Regions from separate parts of the Homo sapiens genome. Here regions 2, 3 and 4 are each linked to region 1. Evidence: chromatin loops called from intact Hi-C (ENCODE). Cell type or tissue: endothelial cell of umbilical vein. All regions are shown on one strand. Each heading gives the region's core, and the rest is flanking DNA. Links, peaks and the distances in the headings are about the cores only. Region 1 overlaps CALCRL-AS1 (CALCRL and TFPI antisense RNA 1). Region 2 has its middle 54 kb from the start of ZSWIM2. Region 3 has its middle 13 kb from the start of ZSWIM2. Region 4 holds the start of FAM171B (family with sequence similarity 171 member B).

The links. Hi-C counts contacts between places; a loop is a spot of excess contacts. Peaks named below come from ENCODE experiments on the same cell type or tissue, not always from the same donor. Only the 100,000 strongest peaks of a DNase experiment are listed, where the experiment ranks them.
Region 2: it touches region 1 in a loop (11-fold over the local background); 25 of 110 quality-filtered maps call a loop at or near these places.
Region 3: a loop joins it to region 1, with 14 times the contacts of the local background. A loop is called at or near these places in 93 of 110 quality-filtered maps.
Region 4: it touches region 1 in a loop (5-fold over the local background); 2 of 110 quality-filtered maps call a loop at or near these places.

What each region holds. Positions count from the first base shown.
Region 1 is chr2:187,450,381-187,456,058 of GRCh38, reverse strand. The region is part of intron 2 of CALCRL-AS1 (CALCRL and TFPI antisense RNA 1); the gene reads right to left. Among named protein-coding and RNA genes, the nearest start is that of CALCRL, 5.0 kb to the right of the region's middle. In endothelial cell of umbilical vein, for the core only: a CTCF peak has its summit at 2,800 (motif pointing right); a DNase peak (open chromatin) is centred at 2,838.
Region 2 is chr2:186,900,048-186,905,725 of GRCh38, reverse strand. No RefSeq gene overlaps it. Among named protein-coding and RNA genes, the nearest start is that of ZSWIM2, 54 kb to the right of the region's middle. In endothelial cell of umbilical vein, for the core only: no CTCF peak of the experiment used is centred there; a DNase peak (open chromatin) is centred at 2,255.
Region 3 is chr2:186,859,747-186,865,424 of GRCh38, reverse strand. No RefSeq gene overlaps it. Among named protein-coding and RNA genes, the nearest start is that of ZSWIM2, 13 kb to the right of the region's middle. In endothelial cell of umbilical vein, for the core only: a CTCF peak has its summit at 2,378 (motif pointing left); DNase peaks (open chromatin) are centred at 2,024 and 2,274; H3K27ac peaks cover 801 bases.
Region 4 is chr2:186,691,670-186,697,347 of GRCh38, reverse strand. It overlaps FAM171B (family with sequence similarity 171 member B), which reads right to left and starts at 3,288. Exons shown (of 8, transcript NM_177454.4): 1 at 2,937-3,288. The coding sequence starts at 3,174. RefSeq lists a silencer at 3,125-3,484. In endothelial cell of umbilical vein, for the core only: no CTCF peak of the experiment used is centred there; DNase peaks (open chromatin) are centred at 2,017, 2,757, 2,927, 3,297 and 1 weaker place; H3K4me3 peaks cover 1,659 bases; H3K27ac peaks cover 488 bases.

The DNA of each region.
Region 1 (5,678 bases), core at 194-5,193:
CATGTTCCTAAAACATACTTTGGATTATATGACCCCTTGCACATGGAGTAAAATACAAATTCCTTACCCCAGTCAACATGGCCCTACATTCTGTGTCCTCATGTACACATATGTGTCTCTCTTCTTGCTCACTGGTCTCCAAGCTCTAGGAGCAATCCAAGTATAGCACTTGAGCAAGTGTTGCCTACCTGCAACAGCCTTTGTAGCAGACTCTGTTTTGATGCCTCTTCCACATATTTAAAAAATTGTTATATAATAGTCACACATTTTATGGGGTACATATGGTCTTTTGTTAGGTGCACAGAATGTGTAACAATCAAGTCAGGGTATTTAAAGTATCTACCACCTGAGTACTTACCATTTTCCTATATTGGGAACATTTCAAGTCCTCCCTTCTAGCCATTTAAAAATATATGATACATTGTTGTTAACTCTAGTCACTCTACTTTGCCCTTGAACACTGGAACCTATTCCTTGTATTTAAGTGTATGTTTGTAACCACTACCCAATCTTTTTTTTTTATCCCCCACCCACCCTTCCCAGACTCTAGTAACTATTATTCTAGTCTCTATCACCAGGAGATCAAATTTTTAACCTTTCACATATGAGAGAGAACAGGCAATATTTGACTTTTTGTGCCTGGCTTATTTTACTTAACATAATGATTTCCGGTTCTATTCATGTTGCTACAAGTGACAAGATTTCATTCTTTTTATGGCCAAGTAGTATTCCATTGTGTAGGTAAACCAAATTTTCTTTATCTAGTCATCCACTGATGGACACTTACGATGATTAAATATCTTGGCTATTATGAATAGTGCTGCAATAAACATAGGGTGCAGATATCTCTTTGATAAACTGATTTCCTTTCCTGTGAATACTGTGGGATTGCTGGATCATATGGTAGTTCTGTTTTTAAGTTTTTAAATAAATCTCCATACTGTTTTTTATCATGGCTATGCTAATTTACATTCCCACTGACAATACATAAGCTTTTTTTTTTTCTCCACATCCTCACCGACATCTATTGTGTTTTGTCTTTTTAATAGTAACCATTCTAACTGGAGTAAGATGACATCCCATTGTGGTTTTGATTTTCATTCCCCTGATGATCAGTGATAATAAGCATTTTAAAAATATATCTGTTGACTATTTGTATGTCATCTATTGAAAAATGTCTATTCATGTTCTTTGCCTACTTGTTAATTGAGTTATTAGTTTTTGCTGTTATTAGTCCCTTGTCAGATGAAAAGGTAGCAAATATTTTCCCCCATTCAACAGGTTATTTCTTTATTCTGTTGATTGTTGCCTTTGCTATACAGAAGTTTTTAATTTAGTATAGTATCATTTGTTTATTTTTGTTTTATTGCCTCTGCCTTCTTATACATAAAATCTTTAACTAGATCAATGTGTCTCCTATTTTTTTCTAGTAGTTTTACAGTTTTGAGACTTATATTTTGGTCTCTAATCCACTTTGAGTTGACTTTTATATATGATACGAGATAGGGGTCTAGTTTTATTCTTCTGCATATGGTAATCCAGTTTTCTGGATACTGGTACTATTTATTGAATGGTGCCTTCGTTGAAAACTAGATGGTAGTTTGATATGTAAATATATTTCTGGGTTCTCTATTTTTGTCCATTGAACTGGCTTTCATAGGGGAAGACTTTTTCCTGAAGACATATCTATGGTATTTGTTGGGTAGGACACTTTAGCTTTGATTTTGAGAATGTAGTCTCTGTGTAATATCTGCAGCTACAAATAACATCAGTGGTGTTTGTGATTTCCTCAGTGGCTTAGGCTGCAGTTGTTGTTGCAGGCTGTGGTGAGATTTTGCTGGGAACAGGGACTCTGCTTGGGCCAGTCCTCAGGACCCAGTGGATGCAGTGGTGGGCCAAGTGTTCCTGTCCTTGGGTCTCTGGTTAGCCCACATGGACATCAATGTTAGCAGGTGCAAACAGGCTAATTTGGGGGCTTTCAAGCAACTCTCCTCAGGTAGTGGCAGAGATAATATTGGGCAAGGCAGGTGGGTGGGCTTTTAGTCCCCTGGGAATCATGTGTGGCATGGGCAATGGCAGTAGCAGTAGTGAGACAATCCTTAGGCTTCAAAATAGTATACACTGGTGTTAGGAGGAGCTACATCATACTAGGTGGGCCAGTTCCCATGCCCTCAGGTGGCAAATGCAAGTAGTTACTGGCTATGGCAATGTTAGCAGGGTGGGAGTCATTAAGCCAGAGCAGGATCATAGTGAATTAATGATTGATTTTGTTTCCAACAGATAGTGGTGGAACAGATGCTTTCCATGCTTTAACATAGTGAGAGCCTTGTTTATCAGACATGAGAGACATTTATCACTCTGTTGTTAGTTTTCAATGATTTGATTTGTATTCCTGATCAGATATGTAGGAGTTAGTCTTCTTTGGTCTAGCCATCTCTAGCTTTGAATCATGAATACAGATGGAGTGATAAATACATAGAAAGACAAAAGAAGGTATGCCATCTTAATTTGTAATTTTAAAATTACATTGTGATTTAACATTTATTACATCATTGTTTTCCTTTGCACTTAAAATTCGATGAAATACATATTCTCCATTGACTATATGGGCTTTAATTTGTATAGTCTACATTAAGTACCTGCCCCTTGTAACTATATTTATCAAGTACATAGACTGTTTTCTTAGAAATATTCCCTAGTTGTTGAGATTTTTTTCATTAGAGAAAAAGCAATAGAATTTCATTTTTATTCTGGTCAGAGAACAACTTTTTGTAATTTGAGAATGTCTAACACTAGATGGCAGGATGACACTATAGATTCCTCAAAACTGTAAAAAGAAAGATGTGACACTTTCTCAAAGGTGTTAAGGGTTCCTAGGCAAATCCATCATACATTTCAATATATGCATTACATACAGTTCCATAGTCATTAATGTTTAAAGTCTCACTGTATGTTATTGACTAACATTAAATATGAATAAGCTTTTAAAGAAAATAAAAATATAAGTTGCTAATGTTTTTACAAGTTATATAAATATGATGATAGCTGAAGAAAATAGTTCGTTATAACTGGAAAGACATGAATACTATTTGGCATCTTTAGAACTTAATGATTAAATTATTTATGTAAAATATAGGGATTGGTCATTTAATCAAATACTACTTAAGTCGAAATGCCTAAATACAAATATAAATAAACCTTTTATTTTCACAATCAAGATTGATATTTAGCAAATAAGAGGCATTTCAGAATAAATCCACATTAAATGCATATCCAGAATTAAAAAGGGCATCTTTTTTGATGCTAACTAAAACCATCCTAGAAATAGTAAGAACTATTTTAAACTCTTCTGGAAAGAAGATTTGGGTTTCCCAAATAAATTACTCACACACTCTTAGTATTTATGTGCTACTTGTCATTGCTCTATTGATAAGTATGGCTAAGTTCACCATATACTGAATAATATTTTTTTCTTCAAACCAGAGCATTTTTGAGCCTGAAATTATGAATTGGGACTGCCCCAGAAAACTAGGACATATGATCACTCTATTGAAGGTATTTCCCCTCAGAAAGTTCATTGTGTACTCCCATTTAAAGTAAGCATTTATAATTTTGTTGGATTTAAAAATCCATTTGAATTAGTCCATGACATAGCTCACTAGCCAGTACTAGCACTTTATTCTAGCAATAGCCACCCCTCCAACACTCATGAATATCTGTAAGAAAATACTAAGTTCGCAGGAAGATCTAAATCCATCAGGATATAAGAATTTTTAAAATAGGCAAATGTTTGGCCAATTATTTTTTATGTTACTTGGCTTTCTTGAGAAAATACATTATTAAATACTGAAAGAAACTCTACATATAGGCTATAAAATAGTTTTATTTATCTGTATATTAACCTGGTATACATTTCTGTATATCTGACCTGATATATATACTGTTCATTTCAAACATAGTTTTCTGCACCTTCCAAATTCTTATTCATAGTAACTATTTTTAAAATAATATTGTAATCTTCTTTAAAATGATAGCTATGTGCCCAATTAAAGTGAAAAACGGCCCTTTGGTTTTAGTAATAGATAATAGCATATTCACTCTCATGTCCCAGACATTGTACCCAGATTCTTTTACTAAATGCAATTTATTTTTGTTTTGAAAAGCAACTTGAAAAGTGCTAACAGCAATTGCTAGGTAAAATAATAAAAGGTTGGGTCAACTTATTTCCTTGCTAGAAGTAGTTTTTTAATGTAAAGCTTTTAAACATATAAGCTTCTGATGTAAAGTTTATGTGTTTCTCCTCAAATTATTGGTGCATTTATCATAAGGCAAGTTATATATAATATTGCTGACTGCATAAATTATCACCAAGTATAAGTAATTGCTTTCAGACAATTAAGAACACAGAAGAATTATTAACATAAAATAATAACTTTTAAAACTTCAGAATAATTATTTTAAAAGTCTTTCTTTTGACTTGTTCTTGCACTCTCACTAGGGAAAGTCTGTCCTTAATATATTTCCTGTAAAAGTGTTCTGCTTTATTTTGTTTGTTCTTGTGGCAAGAATTATGCTCCAAGGCAGTATCCATACAAATTCAAAATAAGTGGTCAGTTTGGTCAGTAGAAAATTAAATTTGTCAAACCACATTTTGGTCTGGTTTAACTAACATATTCAATATAAACAGTAGCCCAGAAACTTGGAGTTAGCCTACTCCTAATTTTGAGTCAACTTGCATTTGACATAGTAACTAGTATCCCCTATTGGAAGAAAAGGTCGCTTGTGAGCCTTATGTGTGAGCACAAATAAAAGCACAAATCCTGCATGTAGGATGCTAAAATGAAAATGTGTGACTGTCCATCATTACATGTATATATTTCTACACTTATACACCACTCCTCACTTCTACAGAAAACCTTATTGCAGTGCTCTGCATCATTACCTCTAGATTCTATGTTAGCAGCATCAGTTGCTAATTTCACAGAATTTGGCCCTTGACTTCTCATGTGCTAGTCAATCTGTTCATTAAAGGACTAGATAGCAGGGAACATTCTATTTTTACTTATCTCACTAAAACACAGTTAGCACATTACCTAGCTCAAAATACAAATTTGGTCACTACTAATTAAATTATTGCAAGTGGCTTTAATGTCTTCTGAAGAAAGATTATAATATATAAATCCATATAATGCCACGTTGGCTCAAAATTGCTTCATTGATTATTGAAATGTTTTCATTTAGCTCTGCTACAGTTTTCCAAACATTTGCCTTCATGTTTCAGTAGGTATTAGAGAAGTTTTTATGATCTATCTTATCACTTGCTCCTACATAACTTAGAATACCCTGAATGCCTTCCTGGAAGTCCTTGTACCATTTATTTTTTCTGAAGTTTATAAAATGGCAGCTCTTGAGGATTACTAGGATGCAATTTTCCTGTTATGTCTAAATAAGAATTAAAGATGATATTAATAAAATTTATCAAGGAGTCTTCATGGACTACAGCCATGGGCCCATGTGTACGTCAACTTAAATATAAATGATACAACTTCTACTAGACACCCCATAAAGTATAGCACTTGATAGAGAGTAGAAGAGAAAGAGCATTGGATTAAGGGTCTTATGACATGAGCTCAAAACATGAATTTTTTTCCTTCAGTAGACCTTACTAGTATTGGGCA
Region 2 (5,678 bases), core at 260-5,259, 550 kb after region 1:
AAAAAGTAGGATGAGAGGGCATTTACTTGTTTCACGCTTATATTTTCTTTCATATTTTGATTTGTTTCATCCCTTCTATTAATATCAATTATTTTCTCTTCTCCGATCTTTTACATTTATGTAAATCACTTTAAATTCATTTTTAAACAAGCTAGATTGAAATGATTAAGTAAATGGCAGGTGTACGACAGATATCTTTTCAATAATTAAAGAATGGTATTCATTATTGAACTTTAAATTGAATTCATACATATGCTTTTGTTGTAAAATTTTCTTGCCTTACATTAAGTAAATTAATGTGTTCTTTAATTTTCTATCACTAATACAAGTTCAATAATAAAAGTGATAGACCCAACAAGACCAAGTGCTAGAACTTCCTTTCATAGGTATTATATTTTATATTTGTATTATTTTACATGAAAAGAAATTTTTCCTGAGGCTAATTCTAGTAGTTTAGCAACTCACTAACTAATATGGGATTTTAGAATTGTGCTATTTAAAATAAAAGTATAACTTGTATTTCTCCCTGTAAAATAACTGTGATCTAACTGCTCTGAGGCTATGTGTTTAGAATCACTTCTTTTGAATTTTTATTACAAATGACCCATCATAATCATACTTTAATAAGCTTAAACCACATGAGGGAAAAAAATAACTGTGGGAAACTTTGGGAGCAGTGGGTGGGGTGGGGAAGCTCTGCCATTTTTTCAGGATTCCCAGAAGTTTGAATGGAGTTAGCTGATGTGTTAATAGCTAAGGCATTAAAAACAGTAACAAGTGTTTCTTTTGCAGGTCAGAGTTCCTACTGTAAAATCAAAGTTTAAAAATGGTAAGTAGTCAGCAAAATTCTTCAGATAAATTTAACTAGAAATGACTTGTAGCCAAGACCCACATTTTTATTGAATAGTTTCCATAGATATTCCAAAAAACAAAATTTTTAGGTCATTTAATATCTATATATTTCATGAGAAGTGAGAAAGGATTTATATATTAAGCTATATAATTTATTTTAATAAATATCTTGCTCTACACATGTTGCTGTACAATATCTTGCTCCCACATCTTTGTGGGAATTTTAGATAAGGAAAACAATCCACAGCTACATTCAAGCTTAAAAAAATGTGTTGTACAATTGCAAGATGAAATCAACCAAAGTGCCCATCAATCAATAAGTGGATAAAGAAAATATGGTGTATACATGCCATGGAATACTACTCAGCCATAAGGAATGAAATAATGTATTTTGCAGCAACTTGGATGGAACTGAAGGCCTTTATCCTAAGTGAAGTACCTCAGGAATGGATGGGTACAATGTACACTATCCAGGGGATGGGTACGATGTACACTATCCAGGGGAGGGGTACGATGTACACTACCCAGGGGATGGGTACGATGTACACTATCCAGGGGACGGGTACACTAAAAGCCCAGACTTCACCACTACAAAATTTATCCATATAACCAAAAACCATTCATGCCCATAAAGCTATCAAAATAAATAAATTAAATTAAAAACATGTTGTAGCATCAGTTCATCATAATGTCTGTCTTTTATTCATAAAGCAAAACATATGCATTACCCATTCAATATTAAGTTTGGGAACCTCTTTTCTTAAATAGCAACAGATTCTCAAGTCTTAGCCCTTTATTTTTAAGCTGGAAGAAGCAATCTTCTGGGGAAATTATACCTATTCTGTTAAAGAATATAAGAAAAACATACTGATGTGATGAAAAAGGGATTTCACAAATTTTCATTTCTTAAGAAACTTTACAAAGATCAGCAATGTTGTACTTTCCATAGGAGATATTTTACACTTTTTCTCAAAACCATCTAATGATGTGTGGAATGTCAAAGTATATAAAGTGATTGTGTGCACTTTAGCACACAGCTTTTTCAGGAAAACAATAAAATTAGAAGGGAAAACAGTGAACTTTCATAAGTTACAGAAATCCTAGAAAAGGAATTTCAAGTTTTTCTCCTAAAAGCTTATTTTTCACCTTTGAAACATATTTCATTATTATGTTGCATCATTGTCAATAAAAAGCTTTGTTGCAATAACCTAAATGCTAAAAACATGATAGCTAACTCAGGCAGATTAGCCAACCTGTATAAAAAATACACTCAGATGTTTTGCAAAATGATCGTGTATTAAATGCAAAGATTCTAATATTTTCATGAATTTAACTTTTATTTGCTTGACTACACTGTCATGTCAGTTCCAAATTAAGTGTTAATAAAGGAATTCTTAGATGAATTAGGGAAAAGGTAAATAATTTCATCATCAGCACTCAAGGGGGTTCTTTTTATACAACTTATCTTGGGAAAAGTTTGAAAATATATAAAATTAAGCAGAGCTCTTACTCCCTCTTGTGATAGCTAAGTGAAATGTAAATGCTGCGTAAGAATTTTAACAAGGTTTTTAATGAAATTCCCCAAACCTGGCTAGATTATAAATGTAAATGCAATTCAGCTAATAGAAAACACTTCACACTTCTTAAGAGAATTTTAAGTATTGAAAGAGAAATTCATCATAACTTAGTGACAGTATCAAAAATTTACTATTTTGTGTTTCTTTTTTATTTTAATTCAACATGCATATCTTTAAATGTCTAAATTTCTTGATGCACAAAAATAGAGTGCAAGATAAAAACTAAGCAGCAAAATTATTCAGATGATTTTAACTAGAAATCACTTGTTTCAAAGGGCCGCATTTTTACTGAATAGTTTCCACAGGGTATTTGTACTTTAATATGAACAAAGAGAGGTGACAGAAGTAAAGAATTGTTAACCTGAAAACACTGAAAGGCCCAGATTCACAGAAATGCTCCAGGATGCACAGTTTAGTAACCTCAACATAAATGTCTCCTTTTGGGTTCTCAAAAGCCAAATGAGATAAACCAGTTTGTCTGAATTAAAATATAAGGAGGTTGAAACCTATCTTAGATGCACTCTTCCCTGTCCAACAGCCCTGCTGTCTGCCTCAGCGTTGAGGCTTTATCTCCCTCTTTTCCAAGGATCCAATGTTTTCTATAGAGTCCTAGCACTGAGGTATAGGCTTAAACCTCACCCTAGTCAATGTCTTATCACACCATCTCTCATGCCTCTTAAAAGGCCATAACACACTCTATCCACTCTTTTTGTGACCAGCTGTCAGAATTGTATTACCATAGAGAAGAATAAATAAACACACCACGTGCACAAACACAAATGTTTGCTTGTCATGTTCGATAATTGCATTTAACAGGGAGTTCTTGGAGATATACTTTAATCCAAAATAATGATAGCATTTTAGGTGCCACTGTAAAAGGAACAAAACTATTGACCATCTACTTTAGCAGGTACTTTATTTGGAACTTTATATACATTGTCTCATTTAACCTACATGACAGCCCTGTGATGCAAGCTTAATTGTCTTCGCTTTACAGATTAAAAACTAAGTGGTGAGGGATTTCCAAGATGGCTGAATAGGAACAGCTCCGGTCTGCAGCTCTCAGCACGATCGTCACAGAAGATGGGTGGTTTCTGCATTTCCAACTGAGGTAACTGATTCATCTCATTGGGACCAGTTGGACAGTGGGTGCAGCCCACGGAGGGCAAGCTGAAGCAGGGGGTGGGAGGTGTGTCGCACGCCCAGGAAGTGCAAGGGATTGGGGGATTTCCCTTTCCTAGCTAAGGGAAGCTGTGACAGACTACCTGGAAAAACGAGGCACTCCCGCCCAAATACTGTGCTTTTCCCAAGGACTTAGCAAATGGCAGACAAGGTGATTCTCTCCTGTGCCTGGTTCGGCGGGTCCCATGCCCACAGAGCCTTGTTCACTGCTAACACAGCAGTTTGAGATCGATCTGCAAGACAGCAGTGTCTGCCATTGCTGAGGGTCGTCTGCCATTGCTGAGGGGCATCCTCCATTGCTAAGGCTTGAGTAGGTAAACAAAGCAGCCAGGAAGCTTGAACTGGGCGGAGCCCACTACAGCTCAACAAGGCCTACTGCCTCTAGACTCCATCTCTGTGGGCAGGGGATAGCTGAACAAAAGGCAGCAGACAACTTCTGCAGACTTAAATGTCTCTGTTGGACAGCTCTGAAGAGAGCAGTGGTTCTTCCAGCATGGCATTTGAGCTCTGAGAACGGACAGACTGCCTCCTCAAGTGGGTCCCTGACCCCCCATGTAGCCTAACTGGGAGACACCTCCCAGTAAGGGCTGACAGACACCTCATATAGGTGGCTGCCTCCCTGGGACAAAGCTTCCAAAGGAAGGATCAGGCAGCAATACTTGCTGTTCTGCAGCCTCCTATGGTGATACCCACCAAAACAGGGTCTGGAGTGGAACTCCAGCAAACTCCAACAGACTGCAGCTGAGGGACCTGACTGTTAGAAGGAAAACTAACAAACAGAAAGGAATAGCATCAACATCAACAAAAAGTTCATCTACACCAAAACCCCATCTGTAGGTCACCAACATCAAAGACCAAAGGTATATAAACCCACAAAGATGGGGAGAAACCAGAGCAGAAAAGCTGAAAATTCTAAAAATCGGAGTACCTCTTCTCCAAAGGATCGCAGCTCCTCGCCAGCAATGGAACAAAGCTGGATGGAGAATGGCTTTGACGAGTTGACAGAAGTAGGCTTCAGAAGGTTGGTAATAACAAACTTCTCCAAGCTAAAGGAGGATGTTCGAACTCATCACAAGGAAGCTAAAAACCTTGAAAAAAGATTAGATGAATGGCTAACTAGAATAAACAGTGTAGAGAAGACCTTAAATGACCTGATGGAGCTGAAAACCATGGCATGAGAACTTCGTGAAGCATGCACAAGCTGCAATAGCCAATTCGATCAACTGGAAGAAAGGGTATCAGTGATTGAAGATCAAATTAATGAAATAAAGCGAGAAGACAAGGTTAGAGAAAAAAGAGTATAAAGAAACAAACAAAGTCTCCAAGAAATATGGGATGATGTGAAAAGAGCAAACCTACATTTGATTGGTGTACCTGAAAGTGATGGGGAGAATGGAACCAAGTTGGAAAACACTCTGCAGGATATTATCCAGGAGAACTTCCCAAACCTAGCAAGGAGGCCAACATTCAAATTCCAGAAATACAGAGAACACCACAAAGATACTCCTCGCGAAGAGCAACCCCAAGATACATAATTGTCAGATTCACCAAGGTTGAAATGAAGGAAAAATTGTTAAGGGCAGCCACAGAAAAAGGTTGAGTTACCCACAAAGGGAAGCCCATCAGACTAACAGCAGATCTCTTGGCCGAAACCGTACAAGCCAGAAGAGAGTGGGGGCCAATATTCTACATTCTTGAAGAAAGAATTTTCAACCCAGAACTTCATATCCAGCCAAACTAAGCTTCATAAGTGAAGGAGAAATAAAATCCTTTACAGGTAAGCAAATGCTGAGAGATTTTGTCACCACCAGGCCTGCCTTACAAGAGCTCCTGAAGGAAGCACTAAACATGGAAAGGAACAACTGGTACCAGCCACTGCAAAACCATGCCAAATTGTAAAGACCATCAATGCTATGAAGAAACTGCATCAATTAACAGGCAAAATAACCAGAGAATATCATAATGACAGGATCAAATTCACACATAACAATATTAACCTTAAATGTAAATGGGCTAAAGGCCCCAATTAGAAGACACAGACTGGCAAATTGAATAAAGAGTCAAGAC
Region 3 (5,678 bases), core at 187-5,186, 590 kb after region 1:
GTCACATAGGGATGTATTATCAAAAATTATATTTTAATGATTTATCAGTTCCTTCAATTGTTTTGAAAGCAAAAAATTAGAAACTCCCTGACGTTCAAAAAATTTTGTTTCTGAATCATTGAGGAAATTCACTTTCTCATCATCAATACAAATTTTTCTTTTGTTTGATGTCTCCATGATTTTATACCCTGGGATGATCAACATCAGATTAGATAATATGTGATTTTGTTTGATAAAGCAAGAGAAGTGTAGTTGCAAAAGGAAAGTAGGAAAAGAAAACAAGTATGATATTTTAACTAAAGCTCTAAGGCCAATTAATATTAGCAAAGAGTGTATGTGGAATGGAGGATATAGACATTAATCTCTAAATTATTTCAACCCTATGTACTTGGTAAAGTCTTCATGGACCTCAAGAACTGTACATATCTCAGTTTGAAGACTGCTGATTAACTATTCCATAAAATCTCAACCTTGGGGCAGCTGGCGTTAGCAAACCTTGAGCTGCCAAGTTCTTTATTCCCTTTCTTTGAATAGTCATATTCCATCGAAGTAGAGTCTACAGTCCGTATTCACTATATTACTCTTTCATGTCCTATGTCATCCTCAGTCATACTGTAAATGGTAATCTCTTCTCATAACTCCATAGCAGAGTCACCAACAATTTCCTAATTCATAAATATGTGCCTTTTATTGCTTATATGGCTGGACTACTTTGCAGCATTTGACCCTGGTGACCATTCTATTTCTCTTGAAATTCACTACTTTGTTGTTGTTGTTTGGGTTTTGTTTCTTGTTTTTTGTTTTTTGTTTTTGAGACGGAGTCTCGCTGTGTCACCAGGCTGGAGTGCAGTGGTGTGATCTCGGCTCGGCTCACTGTAACCTCCGCATCCTGGGTTCCAGTGATTCTCCTGCCTCAGCCTCCCAAGTAGCTGGAACTACAGGACGTGCCACCACACTCAGCTAATTTTTGTATTTTTAGTAGAGACGGGGTTTCACCATGTTGGCCAGGATGGTCTCCATCTCTTGACCTCATGATCTGCCTGCCTCAGCCTCCCAAAGTGCTGGGATTACAGGTATGAGTCACTGCGCCCGTCCAAAATTCACTACTTTTTATGCTTAACACTTTATTCTTTCCTTTCCAGCTTCTTTTTCAGGATTCCCTTTCATTGTACACTATTCCTAAAATGTTATTCTGCAAGGTTTCTGCCCTTGGCCTTTTTCTCTCCTCATTGAACAAACCCTGCCTGGGTAAACTTATCTACTCTCTGACCCATTCTACATCATGATAATTACTGTATCTCCCGCTCAAATATTTTTACAAAATGTATGAGCTTTATAGCCAATGCCTATCAGACAGCTTCAGTTTGCTGTCCACTCCACTGCCTCAAAATGGCAGAATCTGAACTCATTATCTATCCTGCTGAACTTACAACTCTTCCTGGAGTCCCACGTAGTTATGAATGCCACCACCAAGACTTCTAAATTAGAAACCCCAAGGGACTTTCTCATTTCCTAATTATCTGCATCCATAAGTGACCAAGTCTTAATAATTAAATCTCTTACACATATATATTATCAAATTGTCTTTAAATAATTCGTCTAACAAATATTTATCGCATACCTATTACGTTTCAGCCACTTTTCTAATTATAATAAACAGAAAATAAAGATAGACATGCTCCTTGTATTTGTTGACATTTATATGTGTGTCTATGTGAGTTTATATATGTGTGTGTATATATATACATCCACATATACACATATAGGTATATGTATGGCTGATGTTGAGATGAGTCAAGGTCAAGTCAATACAAAGCCAAAGCCAATGATGCTACAGTGATTAGTCAGAGGGGGAATAAATAAGTTAAAAATATCTAACAATAATTACCCAACACGTCCTCTTAACAAGAACACTTATCAGTTGCCATGGCACTAAACTAGTCAATTATTGCTCATATCCTTTAAAGCATATTTATAAACTAGATAACAGATGGTGGAAATGTTATACTTTTGATCTTCCCAGTCAGCCAAATGTCTCTCTTAACCTACTAAAAAAAAAAAAAAACACTGACTGAAAATCCAAAGTTCAGATGCAGGAAACACATTCATTGCTGTCATTTCTGTCAGTAGTTGTTTTCTTTTTCTATTCCCTGATGTATATTAGCACCAAAGGTTAACTAATTTAAGCAGCTCATACTAATCTGAATAGGTAGGGGGAAAAGGAACATTTGAGTAGAGAATAATGATTACAATGCAGAAGATGATTACATTATTAAATCTAAATTTCACATCATCATTTTTGGAAAGATAAATAAAAACATGTTTATGAACAAGCAATGATTTAATGATTGCTAACCCAATAGCATTCAGGTTCACGGTACTATGCTGACACCTAGTGGAATAAAAATAGGATCCCAATGCTTCCAAGAAATCCATTTTTAAGCTTTTCACCCTTAAGCTGTAGAATAAATAATACACACATACACACAGACTCACATGATATACATATCATAAACATGCCAAAAGGCAAGATGGCCTTGGTGCCAATTTAGTGAAAAATTGCTTGAAATGATTGAAAGCAGATGCTGTTGGTTTTCAAATAATACCTCACCAAATTCCATAAAAATTTGGTTTTTAAAAGTAATCAGTAGCTTTTTCTTCATTTTTGTTTTAATCAAATTTGGTTTTTTAAATGTAGCTAAAATAATCAGTGTTTGTTGAGACAAAAATGGTCCTCTCTTCTCTACATCCCATTTCCCCTTCCCCAAACTTACCATTATGCAGATAAGAAACATTTTCAAACATGTAAGATTTGTTTTATTATGCTTTTGCTTTTTTTCAGTTTCAAGGGTACATATACATGTTTGTTATATAGGTAAACTGCATGTCATAAGGGTTTGGTATACAGATAATTTTGTCACCTAGGTTGTAAGTATAGTACTTGGCTAGGTATAGAACTCTAAGTTAGAAATTACTTTTCCTTAGAATTTTGAAGGCATTACTCTTTGTCTCATGGTTTCACTGCTGTTGATGAGAAGTAAAAATCAATTCTGATTCTAGATCCTTTAGTTTCTCTCTCTTTCTCCCCTTTCCTTCCTCTCTCCCTCCCTCTCCTTCCCTCCTCTCTCTCTCCCTCCCACTTCTTTCATCTCTCTCATTCTCTCCCTCTCTCCCTATCTTCCTTTCTCTCTCTCTCTCTCATACACACACACACACACACACACACACACACACACACACCCCCCACAGAGTGTAGGATCTTCTGTCATTCCCCAGAATTATGAAATTTCATGTCCATCGGTCTTGGTAGGACGCAGAGCCACCACCTGTAGGTGTGAACTGCATGACTTCGCTTATGCATACACAGTGCTTCCTTGGAGTGGTTCCATGCCCAACCTATACATCCGTACTCAGCAAATGTGTTATACTTGAGGAGCCCTCGAATCAGTTCCAGGAAATGTTGTAAAATTATTTTTGAAATTTTCTTCCCATTTCTTTTATCTGGTCTCTTTCCGGAATTTCTGTTAATTGGGTAGTGAAACTGTTGTGCTCTCTTCCAATATTTCCTCACTTGAATTCTTATTCTGTTTTTTGTTGTTGACGGTGATGGTGATGGTGAATTAGTTTTTGTTGTCTTTTTTTGTTATTGTTTGATTATTTGGGAGGGAACTTTCTCAGCTCTTACAATTATCTTTTCTTTGTAATAATTTAAATTACTAAAATCTCATTTTTATTATCTTAATATGTCTTTATTATAGCATTCTGTTCCTTTGTTTCTATAGACATCTCTCTAAAAATATTATGCAAATTTTTATGATTTTCTCTCTGCAGAATCTCCGTTTCGACCTCATAGTTTTTTACTTTTAGCTATTTGATCTGCATCTTTTATGTTAAAGGTCACCCTTAGATTTATAAGCCTTGATTGTCAGCTCATATTTTAGAGTCGGTGATGAAAAACCCCAGTTTGAAACACTGAGTGGGCAGGAGGGGCTTTCTGACTGTAAACATCACTGCAGGTAATCTGGCTGGACCATGCCATCAGGGAGCCCCTCTAATTAATATTTACATTTTCATCAGATTCTCTAGAGAAGACTCTTACTATTTTCTTCTTGGAAGGCAAATTTCTGATAACCAGTAATCTAGTTATAGGGTAGAGTAAGGAGGGGGTGGGATTCAGCCTCCAGTATGCATGTTAACTTAATACCACTTTTTTGGTAAGATATCACTAATTATGCTTGGTATCCCTCAATGCCCTTTTGTTTGACCTCCTCCAGAGAACAAATCTCTGCTGATTTACTTGGATGGAGGCAATTACCTAAATTTTCAGACTGAGAAAGGAGAACCAGGAATGTAACTCCTTCCTAAGCAGCTTTCAATTAGTTTTCCTTTTTATAAAATACATCCCACTGGACCCTCCAACTGCCAAAGGTAGCTAATCACATAAATCCTTGGCTCTTTTAAAATTCTTCAAAGTAAATTGAACTGGTTCTTACCTTTTGCAACACAAGTTTAGTATAGAGTTTTCATAAGTTTGCTATAATGCCTACCACTTATCCATCATTTCATTTTCCAAAATTATGTTGCTGTTGTCTCCACTCTGATTCCTTTTGACTTGTGGGTTCATGTCTTTCATAATATTCCTTTACTATAGCTTCAGTGGGGTTTTGGAAAATACATTATTTAGATTCATATGTTTAATTTACCAAGAAGCAACCTTGTGTGCTTATTTAGCTAATAGATCTTTTTGCCACTTGGGTCACTGAGAGGAAAGCCAAAATACACTAAAGATATTGGTTTATAAGTGTTCCAATGCAATAGAACCAAAGATGATATTTAGAGAGTCTAGCTGTGCACTTCCACACCTAAATTACCTTGGAGACATCATAAATTCATGACTAATTCTTCAAAATTTGTGCCTCCAAAACGAGGTTATTTTAAAGGAATGAAACCTCATTAATAGCATGATGTTATATTAGTTTGATGCAGTCTATGTCAATTTACCAGTTAAACCTTCAATTGTCAAAATCCTTAATCATAAATAATTGAATGTAAGATTTTTATATCAACTAAGCCTTCTTTCCTGGAAAAAAAAAAAAAAGAGTAGCACATGAAAGTGAGTCCACACTTACATATCCAACTTTTTAATATGCATCTCCATTAAAAATCTCACAGTTGGCCTAGCACAGTAGCTCATGCCTGTAATCCCAGCACTTTGGGAGGCCAAGGAGGACTGATCACGAGGTCAGGAGATTGAGACCATCCTGGCCAACATGGTGAAGCCCTGTCTCTACTAAAATACAAAAAATATTAGCTGATCGTGGTGGTGTGCGCCTGTAGTCCCAGCTATGCGGGAAGCTGAGGCAGGTGAATCACTTGAACCTGGGAGATGGAGGTTGCAGTGAGCCGAGATCATGCCACTGCACTCCAGCCTGGTGACAGAGCAAGACCCTGTCTCAAAAAAAAAAAACCAAAAAACAACAATAACAAAAAATCACAGGCACCACAGTCTTAACATGTCTAACCTGGACTTCAATATGTTTCTTTCAATCCCTGTTCTGTCTTCTGTGTTACCTATTGGCAAGGGTTTGGGACTCATCTCTGACTCTTCCTTCTCCCTATCATCCATGTCTTTTGGATTTCTAAGGTATTTTGATTCTACACCTTAAACCCATTCTTTC
Region 4 (5,678 bases), core at 192-5,191, 760 kb after region 1:
GTTGAGACTGACTTGAGCCATGATCACGCCACTGCACTCAACCCTGTCTCAAAAAAAACCCCAAATTCTTCACAAAACCCAATAAGTAGGCCCAAGTATAGGTATCAATCAGTTTTCTGTAGTCAGCATAAGATAAACACTGAAATTAACTAAAATTAAAGATCCAAAATTTACATACTTTATAACTTCTACTTACAAACTTTCCTACATAACGTTTATCTTTATAAATCCCCTGCTAAACTCCAATGGAGAATTTATCCAATGAAGACGAACAAATGCTGAGAAAGTGAATTCATTCATTCATTCATCCATCCATCCATCCATCCATCCATCCATCCATCCGTCCATCCATTCAACAAATGGTTGAATGTCTATGGGTACCAACCAGGTGCTCTTCGAGATACTAGAAATATAGCAGTGAACAAAACAAAGTCCATGTTTTCACAGAGCTTATGTTCTATCAAGGGAAAAACAGGCTTATTAGAACAGCTGAGAATAATGAGTACCATGGAGGAGAATGAATCTGGGTAAGAGCAAAAAGGATGTGCAGATTACTATTTTAAACACCTGGTCAGGAAAAGGTCTGTCAGTTACTGAGACACTTGAGCAAACCTGAAAAATGTGAAGTTCCAGAATTCCAGGCAGAGAAAATGGCAAGTGCAAAGGCCAAACACTTGGGTCCACTTGCAAGCTAAAGAAAATAGAGCTAGTGTGGCTACAGTGGAGAGAGTTAGGGTAAGGGCTAAAGGAGACGGGAGGAAAAGGAGGATACAAAGGATCTAGACCTTGGTAGGCCATTTTCACGATCTGGGCATCTAGTATGAGAGAGACGGGAAGCCATTGGAGGAGTGTGGGCAGAAATGATCCTATTTAATGTTTTTTTTTTTTTTAAAGATCGCTAGCTGTGTGAGGAGAACAGACAGTAGGGAAACAAAGGTTGAAACAGGAAGACCAGTTCAATGGAGAGATCACAATGCATTCAAAGGAATATTTTAACTTCATTTGTCTATAAGCTGTGTTGCATTATAAGACTCAATATTCCAATAACTAAAACAGCAATCAATTGAATTACTCCCTTGTTTGCCACTGGCTTGGGTAATTAGAGTTTTTGAGGAAGAAGAATCATCATAGGTTACTTCTCAGGTTCTAGTTTGATCTATCGAAGAGTGTGGTTCCTTTATCTCAATCTAATAGGTAAATAAAACAAAAACTGCTAATTTCCCAGACAATCAGCTTTTTCAGAATATTCCCTCACAAATATCAGAAAGCAAACATTTTAATTTGCATGCTGGATTCAGGTTTCATATTATTGCAGTAGTTCATAACCCTAATCACAACATATATATATATATTACAGTAGTCAAAATTCATTTAATATTCCTGAAAGGTCCATTGAAATAAAAATATACTGCAAACCATAAAACCCACCAACACTCTCCCAGACTTCGGCTTCATAGTGAATTTATGAAATATCTCTATTAATGAGGCCAATCAATCTGATATATCCAATTTCCTTAACTTTAGCGAACAGTATGTCTAACAGCAGCCTCACCCAAACCATATTATCACTTTCAGTTATTAAAAGCTGGGTAGGAAAACCACCATACACTGTATACCTTTCAAGACTTTTAGCCACACTTGAGTGTTATTAATTGGTTTAAGAGGGTGTCAGAAACACATGCTTTCCTGCACACTTTGGTGATTTCATCCTATGCTCAGAGCACTCTGATAAATTAAATCATCCTGGCTGTGTCATGAATCGCAGCTGGCATGCCTGTGTACTGCTTTTTGACGATGAGCAAGCAATACAAAATGTGATGCTGATTCCACTCTTTCAAATCTCATTTTCAGCACTCATATAGTGTTACCAGGCAGGATTTTAAAACAAAAACAAACGTCATAATAAAATTCACTTTGGTTTCACAAAACCTAAGCCCTCGTGCCAGAAAATTGGAGGCTTTTTTTCTTTCCAAATAGCAGACAAGAATCTACAGCCATGAAGCGAAGTGGGTTGCGGGGTAGGGAGATGCAATATACATGGATAATCTAGCTATTTGCTTACCGATGGAGCTTTAATGGGGGGAAAGAGGGAGGAACTGCGGAACTGTTACAGCCACCTATACTACAGCCGTATTTCTACACCTTCACTGAACAGTGTCAAGAATCTGCCTCATTTAAGTTCTACTAACAAGTAAGGAGATTTCTCTCTCTAGGGATAGGCTTTTGCTGTTCTAACACCACTCCAGACTTCACCTTATGTGTCCCCCTCTCCTTTTCCCTTTCCTTCAATTACAAACTCCTGTTTTGTTTTGCTTCATCTTATTGTACTAAAAGAGTTCTTTGCAATAAGATGAACCCTTAAACCCTTCCTGGGGTAAAGAGAAAGAGAAATAAATAATAAAATATATAAAGATTTCTCTCTTCATGGCTAAATTTAAATATAGCAGGCATGGAGAAATGGTGAAAAGGGGTGTGTGGGTGTCCATGGCAAGATTTCTCAGTCTCTAGGAGAGAAAAGGATAGAGAACAAAATGTTTAAGGGATTTAAGAACGGTGTGTGTGTGTGTGTGTGTGTGTGTGTGTGTGTGTGTGTGTGTGTTACAGTCATTCCCAGGGCAGAGGGTAGAATTCAGGAAGAAGGGAGGGAAAAGAAAAAGATCAATCCAGGCAGTCACCCACCCCCAGCCTTCCCGACCCCTCTCCAACCCACCGCAGTGCTCTGAGCTGCTCAGAAAGCTCATTACCCGGAGGGCAGATTCCCGACACCAGATCAAGGGACCAAAGGCTGGGCAGCCAGTCTGGGGAGAGAGATCGGGAGGGATGGTGACAGGAACGAACGAGGATAGGAATGGATAGGGAAGGGGCGAGGAAGCCGGCGAGGCCCTAAGAGATCGCCGGCCGAGACTGAAAGACCGGGCTGGGCAGCCAGGACCTACCTGGAACCGTCAAGGTGGAGGTTGCCCCAGGCACCTCTGTCCTCTCCTCCTCAGCCTCCTCCAGCTGCTTTTGCTGTTGTTGTTGTTGTTGCTGCTGCTGCTGCTGCTGTTGGATGAGGCTGAGGTCGGAGCGGCTGAGTTCCGCTCTGGCGGCCGCGGGGACCAGCCGCGCTTTCAGCAGCACCACGGCCAGGCCGAGAAGCAGGGTGCAGGGGACACGCCGGCAGAGCCTCGCCATGGCCTAGAGCCAGAGGGCCGCGGCGGCATATTGCGGGGCTCCGGGCGGCGGCGGGCGCCAGGGCTGCGGGCTCCTGGCAGCGCCCGCTCGCTCGCTCCCCCTCGCGCAATCTGCCAAGCACTCCCTCACCGGCAGGAGGAAGAGGCCCGGGAGGCGGAGGGGGCGGAGGAGGAGGGAAGGGGAGTTCGCATCCTCGCGCATGTGACGCGCGGGGAGGGGCGAGCCGGGGCCCGCGGTCCCGCGCCCCGCAGCCACCTGGGGCCAGGCTGCTCCGAGAGGACGCGATGCTGGGGCTGCAGCCCGGGTGGAGGGCCCTAGGGGAAACAGAAAGGGGAGGCCTTCTGGGAGCTGGTAGACCCTCACAGCGTCCACTTCCCACTGAGGCACCGGGAAGATTTGCAGAGAGTGGAATAAAATTCCTTCCACCTGAGCCCAAAGTAGCAGAGAAGGTGGTATATTGATTACCCCCATCCAGCACATAGCGTGGGTGGCACCAACGGATCAAAAAGCCAGGATCTCAAACAAATAGGCTTTGCTGCATCACCGCCATCATTGCTTAGCTAGAAGTTAAACTGCAGCGCGCCAGATTTTGACTAAACTTCTTTTCTCTGCCCTAGTGGGAATTTCTTTCCATATCATTAAATATTCTTAATTACATTTTATCTAATTCTAGCCTATCCTTTTCATTTGTTCAAAAAAATCTTACTAAATACTAGTTGCTTACCATGTGCCAGCATTTCTTCAGGTGCTTGGAATAAGTAAAATACAATCCCTGCATTCCAGGAGCTCAACATCTATTAGGGGAGAGGAACACAGGAACAAATTAGAACCCAATGTGGTGGCTACAAACAGAAAAGCAATACAAGTCCAGAGGTCTCAGAATTGGAAGAAAATATCTTGTGTATGTAGGGGCTATGAAACACCAGGAGAGGTAGAATATAAAAAAGAGTAAGACTTCCACACAGGAGAAATCAGGAACGTGGAAGAGTGTGTGTGTGTGTGTGTGTGTGTGTGTGTGTGTGTGTGTGAAGCCCAGATGTGTGTAAGCACAGTGGGCTTGCAAAAGTGTGAGCAATTATTCTAATGGAGGAATGACAGTGTTTTAGATTGAAAAGGAGAGTGGAGACCAGGTCATTAAAAAAATAATAATAACAAGCATTTCTATAGTACTTACTGTGTGCTCAAGTACTTCACATTTGTTAACTTCTGTAATAAACTTAGATGCTGTATACAGAAATTGAAATTCACACAGTAGATGATAATGAAAGAAATTAATCAGGGAAGAAACTTGCTACCAGTTGTGCATTTTAGGAGGATCACTTTGCTCTCAGTATGGCAGATGGATTAAAGGGGGATAAATTGGAAGAGAAGATGCCAGTTTAGAGGTGTTTGCCAAAACCCATAGGAGATGCCAAAGGTCATTGAAACTGAAAAGGAGAAGAAAAGAGTAGGAGACACAGTATATAAGACTACAATAAACAGATACGGTTAATTGGAAGAGGAGGAGATATGCCTAGTGTGACACCTAAATTGACAAATTGAGATCTTAGGTGGCTGCTTATGACCTTATCAACATTAACTGGCCTAGAGTAATGAGCCCTGCCTTGTTCAGTTGTGGTCTCTTTGTATTTGGAGTAACTGTGGGACATCTCATAGTGCAATATAAATGTCACCTGCTGTGACATCACCCCATTTACCATTGTAGTTCATTGTCCTTTTCCACCCTTATCATTCTTACCTTGTCCCTCCCAGTGTTTTCAATATGCTGGAAAACAACAAACTTCTCAGTACTGGAAAAGTATTTTTTGGTTAAGCAAATGAAAATAGTGTATATATAACTAATGGTTTAGATGTTTTGTCCTTTCCAAATCTCATATTGAAATGTGACCTCCAATGTTGGAGGTGGGGCCTAGTGGAAGGTCTTTGGTTCATAGAGGAGAATCCCTCATGAATGGCTTGGTGCCCTCTTCATGGTAATGACTGAATTCTTGCTCTGAGCTCACAAGAGATCTGGTTGTTTAAAAGTGTGGCAACTCCCTTCTCTCTCTCGCTTGCTCCCTCTCCTGTCATGTGACACGCTGTCTCCCTTTCACCATCCACCATGATTGTAAGCTTTCTAAGGTCTCACCAGAGCAGATGCCAGCACCACACTTGCGTTGTACAGCCAGCAGAACTGACCTAAAGTAAACCGCTTTTCTTTATGTCACCCGAAGTTTACTGCAATGCAAATGGACTGACACAATAACCATAAATAAAATAACAGTAGGTATTTTGCATCTATTATCTCATTATATCTTCAGAGCATCTCTACAAATTAGCTCTCATTATCCTATTTAGCAAATGGAAACACTGGAGATCAGAGAGGCTCCATGTCTTGCCAGAGGCTACATTTACAGTGTGTGACTTTACCTTTCTGCACCGTTTGAGACTTCTGCTATGAGTTTGTATTGCTTTTTTAGTGATTTTAAAACAAAAATAAGGTATGTGGACCACATAATTTTGGG